Linked DNA regions of Homo sapiens: region 1 is linked to region 2. Evidence: chromatin contacts called from ENCODE Hi-C or POLR2A ChIA-PET data. All regions are on one chromosome and are shown on one strand. Each heading gives the region's core, a stretch centred on a gene start or an enhancer-like site at or near the end of the contact. The rest is flanking DNA. Distances are from core to core; before and after follow the strand shown. Region 1 holds the start of CBFB (core-binding factor subunit beta). Region 2 holds the start of CMTM3 (CKLF like MARVEL transmembrane domain containing 3).

What was found. A loop is a pair of places that touch in the nucleus more often than their neighbours do. ChIA-PET counts read pairs that join two places held with the same protein, here RNA polymerase II (POLR2A). Pooled maps may share reads with other maps.
Region 1: a map with no recorded cell type shows a loop between it and region 2 (8-fold over the local background). The contact joins the promoter of CBFB here to the promoter of CMTM3 in region 2. A Hi-C loop is called at or near these places in 1 of 37 single-sample maps with no recorded cell type and 1 of 50 pooled maps. POLR2A ChIA-PET finds 5 or more read pairs at or near these places in 2 of 52 experiments (GM12878 and activated CD8-positive, alpha-beta memory T cell).

Annotation. Positions count from the first base shown.
Region 1 is chr16:67,027,381-67,031,675 of GRCh38, reverse strand. CBFB (core-binding factor subunit beta) reads right to left here and starts at 2,527. Exons shown (of 6, transcript NM_022845.3): 1 at 2,191-2,527; 2 at 1,863-1,949. The coding sequence starts at 2,268. RefSeq lists silencers at 1,745-1,794, 2,045-2,284, 2,375-2,564 and an enhancer at 3,125-3,264.
Region 2 is chr16:66,602,950-66,607,859 of GRCh38, reverse strand. It overlaps CMTM3 (CKLF like MARVEL transmembrane domain containing 3), which reads right to left and starts at 3,156. Exons shown (of 5, transcript NM_181553.4): 1 at 2,908-3,156. The coding sequence starts at 3,054. It also overlaps a transcript of CMTM4 not described here. RefSeq lists silencers at 2,152-2,371, 2,432-3,271.

The DNA.
Region 1 (4,295 bases), core at 1,278-3,777, 420 kb before region 2:
AGCCGGGCGTGGTGGTGTGTGCCTGTAATCCCAGCTACTCAGGAGGCTGAGGCAGGAGAATCGCTTTAACCCAGGAGGCGAAGGTTGCAGCGAGCCAAGATCATGCTGCTGTGCTTCCAGCCTGGGTAACAGAGCGAGACTCCGTCTCAAAACAAAAAAGCAAACAGTGAGAGTACAAGTACTTTGTAACTTATCTTTTATACTTGCATCCTTTACCTCCAGGAAATTCTATCGTCAGGTATACCACCTTCCCTTTGCAAAAGGTAACCCAGGCAAAGGATGACACGATCATCGCACCAGCTAATGAATTCTTTTATTATACCACTCAGTGCCAAAACCTAAAAGTATGTCTTATGCACTTCAATCATATAAATACTACAATTACTCAAGAAATTTGCAAGTGGGCTAAAAGCTTGAGACTCTCTTTCATAACATGCACTAATGACCAAATATTCAGGAGCTCCTGATAAATTTAACCAGTATCTTCTCACTATTACAACTCTAAAAAGCTTTCACTTAAAATATCAAAATATTCTTTAAAAATAAATTTGAGTTCAGTGATGTAAAGGGAGAATTTTATGACATATGAATTATATCTGAATAAAAATAAACTGGTTTTATAAAGGGGGTGGGAGAAGTAAATTTCCAATGTCTTCCTACTGTTAACCCAAATTCAAATCGCACCTAGCTTCAAGCCTCTAACAATGCAGTGAGTCCAAGTCACCGAGCAGAGAGTAACAGCATTCCATTAGACAGTGCTTCAACTTTTTAAAAAATAATCAGGCCAGACGCAGTGGCTCACGCCTGTAATCCCAGCACTCTGGGAGGTCGAGGAGGGCGGATCACTTGAGGTCAGGAGGCCAGCTTGGCCAACAAGGTGAAACCCCGTCTCTACTAAAAATGCAAAAATTAGCCGGGCGTGGTGGCAGGCACCTGTAATCCTAGCTACTCAGGAGGCTGAGGCAGGAAAATCGCTTGAACCCAGGAGGCGAAGGTTGCAGTGACCCGAGATCGAGCCACTGTACTCCAGCCTGGGCAACAGAGCAAGACTCTACCTCAAAAAAATAGTAATAATCAACCTCTTTTCTTGGTTTCTTCCTACCACTCCCTCCTCATCAGCACCTCCAACAAGGCAAACCAAAAAGATGAGAGGAACTAGGACCCTTGGATTTTTTTTTTCAACCCAAGGTCTGGTGAAGACGCACTAAATCTGCCTCCTAAAACAAGGACCTCGAGATCAACCGTGGGTTTTGCCCATCTGTGCAGTTTTTAGGAACAGCAGCCCTACTCAGGACATGGGGATAATGGTTTCTTTCTGATTCTCCTGAAGCTTAACATTCTAAGAAAATGACATTTTTAGGGCCTTTTCCCCCCCCTCCCCTCTCTATTAGAATAAATAACTGGAGGAAAGATTTCTACTCGGCGATCTGGTAGTGAGACCGCTTGACACAGAGAATTACCGACAGATCTACCTTCTAAGAAACAAACTATCGCCGACCTTGAATGAAGCTCCACTTCTTTTTCCGAATGGGGGTTTGCTTGCTACAAATACCCTGAACCCTTCTTCGGTGTCGCCGCCTAAACAATGCCCTTCGCTTGTTTAGTCTGGCTCGGGTTCGAGCTCCACTCGCGGTGCTCCGTTGGCCGACACGCGCCACCGCGGCGAGCCCCAGGAAAAGCGTCTCCCCGCGAGTACCGGCCCGCGGCATCTGGTTTCGCATTTTGAATCCCGAGTAGGAAGTGAGACGGCGCCCACTCAGTTCCGGGAGCCGCAGCAGCCGCGCCGCCGTCCGGAACCGGCCTGGGCCGCCGCGGCCCCGCGCAACAAGTGACCCGCGCGCGCCCCGGGCCAGCCGACTTACGATTTCCGAGCGGCCGTCGCGGCAGGCGTTCTGGAAGCGTGCCTGGCGTTCCTCGTGGGGCCGGTCCCTGAAGCCCGTGTACTTAATCTGCAAGGCAAGACGGCCCGAAATCAGGAGCCAAATCCGCGGCGCCGCCCGCGCGCCCGCCCTCCCAGCGCAGCGCCGATAAGGGCAAGCAGAGGCTGCGGGCGATGGCCGCCCCGGCGAGATTGCCCCTCCGCGGGCGCACCGACCGGGACTCCCGGGGACCGTGCCGCCCAAACTTTTCTCCGCCCGGGCCCACTCGGGGCGCGCTGCGGCCTCCTAGCCGCCCGCCCGCCTGCCTCACCTCACACTCGCGGCTCAGCTTCCTAAAAAACTCCTCGTTCTCGAACTTGCTTCTCTGGTCGGGCACGACGCGCGGCATCTTCCCGCCCTGAGGCCGCGCCGGCCGGCCGCGCTCGGGGCTTGCGCGGGCACCCGCTGGCTGGCTCCGCGCTGACCGACTGACCGCCCACCCGCGGCGCCCGGACGCCCGCTTCCCTTTGTTTCAGGCGCCCGCCCGCGTGGGCTCCCGTTCCGGGGAGTCTGAGGCGCCGCCGCCCGCTCGAGCCCAACCCACGCCGCCGCCGCCGCCGCCGCCGCCTCAGCCGTTGCCTGCCGCCCGCGCAGCCCCAGCGCTCACCGCCCCCGGCCGCCGCCGCCGCCGCCGCCGCCACTTCCTCTCACCGCCCACCCCGCCCCCGCCGGCCCCACCCCTCCTCCTCGCGCGCCCGCCCGCCTCCAACTCCGGCAAACAAGACGCACCATTCACAACTCCGCGGCCCACGCCGCGCATGCGCCACCCGCCCGCTGGCGGAGCGGCCTGGCTGTGGCGCCCCGGGGCTCCTTCCGCATCAGGGCCCTTTTCCCCCTGCTCGCCCGCGGCCACTCGGCGTGGAGCTGTCGTTGGGGGATCCGCCTGGCCTTTAGCAGACGGGAGTAGCCAGCGCAGGCCTTTTCTACCGCCCTTCCTCGGTCATCTGGAACTTCTGGGTTCCCCAGGTGCGCGGAGTAACCCCAGATTGTCACTTGAACGCGAGGAAACCTAAGTCCTTGGGGACTTTTCGTCCCTAAACCGACCGGCAGGGGTGTAGGCTCTGCACGTTGAAGACTGAGGTGGAAACGGACCAAAGAATCCAACCGAGTCATGGTGGAAAGGTCGTGGCTTTTGGAGTCAGATGGGTCTTAGATGGGATCCCACTCAGCTACACTACCTGCTGGCTGGGGCCTTAGATAAGAATTGGACCACTAAACCTCAGTTTCCTTATTTCCAAAATGCAGACACTCCTAGGTTTGCAGTGTTAGCGTGAGAACCTTTATGTGGGTCTAGCACACAGTGGGAGCCCAATAAATTTAAGTTTCTAAAGAAGAACAAGCTGAGTTAAGAATGTAACCGATTGCCAGTCCATATACTTACTCAATGTGCAATCAGCTGCAAAAAATAAGATCCATAAATTCTAGGGAAGTTGTTTAGCCCAAACTGGAGAAAGTCTGACATGGGATTTATGGCAGAGTTTGATTCAAAGTTAGTCCTGTGGCCGGGCACTGTAGCTCATACCCGTAATCCCAGCCCTCTTTTTTTTTTTTTTTTTTTTTTTTTTTTAAACAGAGCCTCGCTCTGTCGCCCAGGCTGGAGTGCAATGGCGCGATCTCGGCTCACTGCAACCTCCGCCTCCTGGGTTCAAGTGATTCTTCTGCCTCTGTCTCCCGAGTATTTGGAATTACAGGCACCCACCACCACGCCCAGCTAATTTTTTTGTATTTTTAGTAGAGACGGGGTTTCGCCATGTTGGTCAGGCTGGTCTCGAACTCCTGACCTCAGGTGATCTGCCCGCCTCGGCCTCCCAAAGTACTGGGATTACAGGCATGAGCCACTGCGCCTGGCCTAATCCCAGCACTTTGGGAGGCCGAGGCAGGCTGATCACCTGAGATCAGGAGCTCGAGGCCGGTCTGGTCAACATGGCAAAACCCCATCTCTACTAAAGTACAAAAATTAGCGGGGTGTGGTGGCACACGCCTGTAGTCTCAGCTACTCGGGAGGCTGAGGCAGGAGAATCGCTTGAACCTGGGAGGCGGAGGTTGTAGTGAGCCAAGACGGTGCCACTGCACTGCAGCCTGGGCCACAGAGCAAGACTCCGTCTCAAACAGCTACTCGGAAGCTGAGGCAGGAGAATTGGTTGAACCTGGGAGGCAGAGGTTGCGGTGAGCCAAGATCGTGCCATTGCACCCCAGCCTGGGGAACAAGAGCATAACTCCGTCTCGGGGGGAAAAAAAATCCATGAGGAAGCACTCTTGCTCCACAATGGGTCCAAGGAGGGCTCACAGACCTCCAAGTTGATCTTGGCCAAAGACTCTAGCAATAATTGTTTCTGCCATGGGAAATGTGGAATAAATAAAAATTGAAAGATCTCT
Region 2 (4,910 bases), core at 1,907-4,406:
ACCCGCCCCTACAAAAAAAAAAAACCCAGCATGGCCCAGGCTCACACCTATGCTGCCTCCCAGTCCTGGGCATGGCCCTGAGTCCTCACCTTACCCCACCCCAGCTCCCTGACAGGACCTAGTCAGAAAGCCCCAGCCTTCCAAGCACATGCACTCCACTCAGTGCCCTGCGGAGGGAAATCAAAGCGAGGCAGGAACCAGTTTCCAAAAAGTAACACCCAACACCAAAGACGTGTGCTCGTCACTGAATGTAGATTTCACCTTGAAAAGAAAAAACCTTGAACCTTAATGATATGCGTCCTGAAGTGTTCAGAGTTGAAATGTCCTGATGTCTGCAATTTATTTTGTGTTAAAAGATAAAATGCCTTGATGGACAGATAGATAAAGCAAAAAAATCTTTTGGAGTTTTAATGTATTTGCAAATTTTCATAATGATAAGAAAGGAACATCTAACAGAGGGTGCGTTGGCACTGACACCTCAGGCCCTGCTGCCTTATTCATACAGGGCCAGCTGTGAAAGGTGGGGCCAGCTGTACTTGAACTACAAGAATCAAAATGTTCACTGTGGTCTTGCCCACAACTCTGTAGGTGGGAAGAGCTGATGCAGGAGGATGTTGAGCCCTGGGCAGTCCTGCAGCCCAGGTACGCTGCAGAGCAGGCCAAGGTGACCTGTTGGCCAGCCTGGGGCTCCACAGTGCCTGGTACCCTGAGGCTCACGGGCATCTCCTCTGACCCTCACATCCACCCATGAGCACAGCCCCACTTGACAGATGAGAAGACTCTGTCACATGGCTAATCAGAGGCTACTAGAATTTGAACCCAGGGCTGGCTGACCCCCCAGATAGAGTTATCTTACCTCCGCCCCAGAGATGGAGTCTTGCTCCGTCTCCCAGGCTGGAGTGCAGTGGCACGATCTCAGTTCACTGCAACCTCCACCTCCGGGGTTCAAGTGATTCTCCTGCCTCAGCCTTCCCGAGTAGCTGGGATTACAGGCGCCCGCCACCAAACCCAGCTAATTTTTTTATTTTTAGTAGAGACAGGGTTTCACCATGCTGGCCAGGCTGGTCTCGAATTCCTGACCTCAGGTGATCCACCCACCTCGGCCTCCTAAAGTGTTGGGATTACAGGCATGAGCCACCACGCCCGGCCCAGGTAGAGTTCTTAAGCAACTTGGCCCTGTGGGTGTTGGGGAGGCCATCTGTCCCTGGTTTCTGTCACTGTGGCTGCGTTTGAACATGTCTATGGCTGAGTAGTTTCTAGTGGGTGCAGGAGTCCCCATGGGGACACCCAGATGCCCCACAGGAAGCACTGTGGCTGCTTCAGACAAATGAACTGCAGGGATCCCAGGGGGTCCCCAGAGCACCCCCATTTGCTCTGCACATGGCCTTGGGTGCAGCTGAGCCCCCTTTGGAAAGATAGACTAAGGCATAGAGACGGGCTGGGAGGCTGCTGGGGCCTCCCAGGAAGGCCTTCCATGGGACTGACCCAGCTCTGGCCCTCCCCTTCCTGTCTCCTATGCCTGCACCCCAAAGCCTAATTCTGGGGATTCCCCTCTCAATTCCTGTTTTTTCATCCCGCGATTTCTGGGGCCACTTCCTCTCTCTGTTTCTGTCCATCTCAGCCTCTGCACTTGCTTGGCCTGGGGGTGGGAGTGAGGGGACTAGGGAGGCAGGAGTGCCCTCAGCGGCTCCTGTGAACCCTGAGTGCTGACCGTTCACCCTTCCTTATCCTCCCTGACCTGGATTCCTGACATCTGCTGGGCCCAGGGTGGCCTCTATGCTCCTGCTGGACATATGCCTCCCTCTTATGAGGTGGTCTTGGGTGGGGATGGGGGGGTTCAAGCCACTCTGGGGACGGTGGATTCGAGGCTTCTCCCCTCAAGTGGCTCCCAGTGGTCTCCAGGGTGGGGCTGGGAGTGTGGGCTCGGAGTGTGGCATTGGTGTCTCACTTGGGCGTTGGGCAGGTGGCCTCTGGGCTGACCGTGGGAGAGGCTGCAGGACCACCTTCTGCCCTCTGCCCTGAGTGACCAGGGAGAGGTCCCGGAGCAGAATCCCCCTTCCTCCTGCCCCCACCCTCCTGGCCGCTCTCACTGGGCCCCTCAGTTGAGCCACCTGTCAAATCAGGCGCCTGAGCGCTCTCATCTGTAAAGTGGGGACAAGGGCAGGAAGCGCCAAGTTCCTGGGATCTAAGCAACAAGTGGCCGCCGCCGTGCGCCGCTCTCTCCTCCCGCCTCCCCCGGTCTCCGGCCCGGCCTCTCCCTCCCCATCCCCAACGGCCCAGCGCCACCCCTACCCCACAGCGGACAGTGCGGGCGCCTCCGGTGTCCAGAGGACAAAGAAGCCCCACCGGCCGGGGTGGGGGCGAGGGCGGAGTAGGAAGGAGCCCGGCCGCGGAGGGGAGGAGGGCGATGAAGTCACCGCGGGGCCGCCTCACCCAGTCCCGGGGGTGGGGGATCCCTCCCGCTCCGCACGGCCCCCCGCCGGCTCGGCCCCGCAGGTCGAGGCCCCGGCCCGCACTACCCGCTCGCAGGAAAGCGGACCCCGCTGCGGCCCGGGAGTCCCGGAGGTCCGAGTTGCCCGAGTCCCCGGGGCCCAGAGAGGGCGGGGGCGCCTGGCTCACACAGCAGGACCCACATCCCCGGGCCCCACCCACTTCCCACGGCCCCCAGCTCTGGACTCGCGGGGACAGCGCCGCGGATGGCCTGGGCTCGGGCCCCGCCCCGCCGTCCAAAGTTTGGGGACCTCGACCCAACTTCGCCAGGCGCCCGAGAGAAGTCGGCCGAGGCGGCGCGGAGAGGGGGTATCGGAGCACGGCGGCCGCCCCCGGACCCCACCCGCGCCCCGACGTCCTCCTCCGAAAGGAGCCGCGCAGTCCTAGCGGGGCGGCCGAGGGTCCCGCCGCACTCACCGACTCGGCCAGCAGGAGGCGGCCTTTGAGAGAGCAGAGGAAAGCCCGCGCCGGCAGCAGGGCGCGGAGCCCGGGGACCGCGGGGCCGGGACGGGAGCCGCCGGCAGGCTCGGGGTCCGGGTCGGGGTCGGGGTCTGGGGGCCACATGGCGGCGGCGGCGGTAGGGCCGGGGCTCGGCCTGGCTCCCCTCTTCTCGCGCCCGGAGGGAAGCGGAAACCCGGGCTGTGCGGAAGGAGGGCAGGCGACACTGGCTCGCGCAGGGGCGCATCCCCCGCCGCCACGCCCCGCCCCGCCCCCACCCGCTCCTCCAGCCCGCCCCTCCCCCTCGGACCCCGGCTGCGGGGGATGCTGGGCCCGACCCGCCCCCTCCCCGGCCTGGGGCCTCCGCAGACTCCACCTTCTTCTTCACCCTGGTTCGGGCCGCTGGAGACCTCCCGATCACCGCCCCGGCACCCCTTCGGAGCTCCCACCCGTCTGCCCCTATCCAGAAGGGCTGTCTATACTCGCTGTCTCCGGTCTAACTTCCTGCCCGTGCGCGTGTCTGGGATCCGGGAACCCAGGCGTCTAAACAGCAAAGACCCCGGCCGTGATGTCGGCTCCGCAACCCATGCCCTCTCTTTTTCTTGGGGGCCGGAGTTTTCTTGCGACTTTCTTGGCCACCCCTCCTGTCCCCGGCCAGCCCCACCCTCCTCCAGGGCCTCTTTGTTGGCTGTTCCAGGCCTCGGTCCTGCACCCGCCTCCCCCAACCCATTCTCAGAGGACTCTCAGACCTGCAAGCGCAGCTCCAGGCACACACACAGACACACACACACGCGCGCGCGCGCGCAAACACACACAGGCACGCACATCTGCAGGACTTCCTGACCTGCAGTCCCCCCACCCCAACACATCTCTCTCTCTCACACACACACACACACACACTCCACACGCACATGCGTGCACATCTAGAGAGCGTCTGGAGTTCAGCGTGATCAAGACCCAGCTTCCTGTGCCTCTGCGAAGGGCACTGCCCCCTCCTTTCCTTCCACCTGACTAGCGGAGACCTGCGGGTTGTCCTTGTCCCTCTTCACCGGCAGTCTGTAACCAAGGTCCTCCCACTTTCACCTCCTATAACTTTCTCTGATCTCTGTCTACTTCTCACCACCACTAGATCCGAAACCATTCCTGCCTGCTCCCCGCTGAACTGCTGTGATGGTGTCTTTAAGAGGCCCTTAGGTTTTCTCTCTGGGCAGCCGGGGGAGAGCTTATGGCACAGTACTGCGCACCCTTGACATAACTAACTCCATCTTAGAAAAAGACTTCATTTTATATTTCATAGGGTGCTTTGCCAACAAGGGCAAGATGTTTTGTTTAATAAAAAATAGAAGGTCAGGCGCTGTGGCTCATGCCTGTAATCCCAGCACGTTGGGAGGCTGAGGTGGGTGGATCACGAGGTCAGGAGTTCGAGACCAGCCTGGCCAATATAGTGAAACCCCGTGTCTACTAAAAATACAAAAATTAGCTGGGCGTGGTGGCACCGTGCCTATAATCTCAGCTACTCAGGAGGCTGAGGCACAAGAATCGCTTGAACCCGGGAGGCATAGGTTGCAGTGAGCCAAAATCACACCACTGCACCCCAGCCTGGGCGACAGAGCAAGACTCTGTCTCAAAAAATAAAAAAAAAAATAAATAAAGACTGCGTCCAACCACATAAGGACACAAAGAAGCACACTGTTCCTCTACCATTTCTCACCAGAGCACTCTGTGACTACAAAACAGCAGCCCAGCAGCCTTAACTGACAACCATCCCACTGCCGTTCATAAGAACTCTGCATCTGCCTCCCAAGGCTCTGCCCCTCAAAGACTCTGCAAGACCCTCAAGCCCAGACCAGGATTCCTTTTGTCTTCTTCCTTACCCTGGAACTGGTTCCTTAACCCTTTCTCCTATCTCTTTTTCTCTTGATGTTAAATGCTACTTTGTTTGTTGTGGAATGTTTATAACATTTACATGTGGATTAAGTATA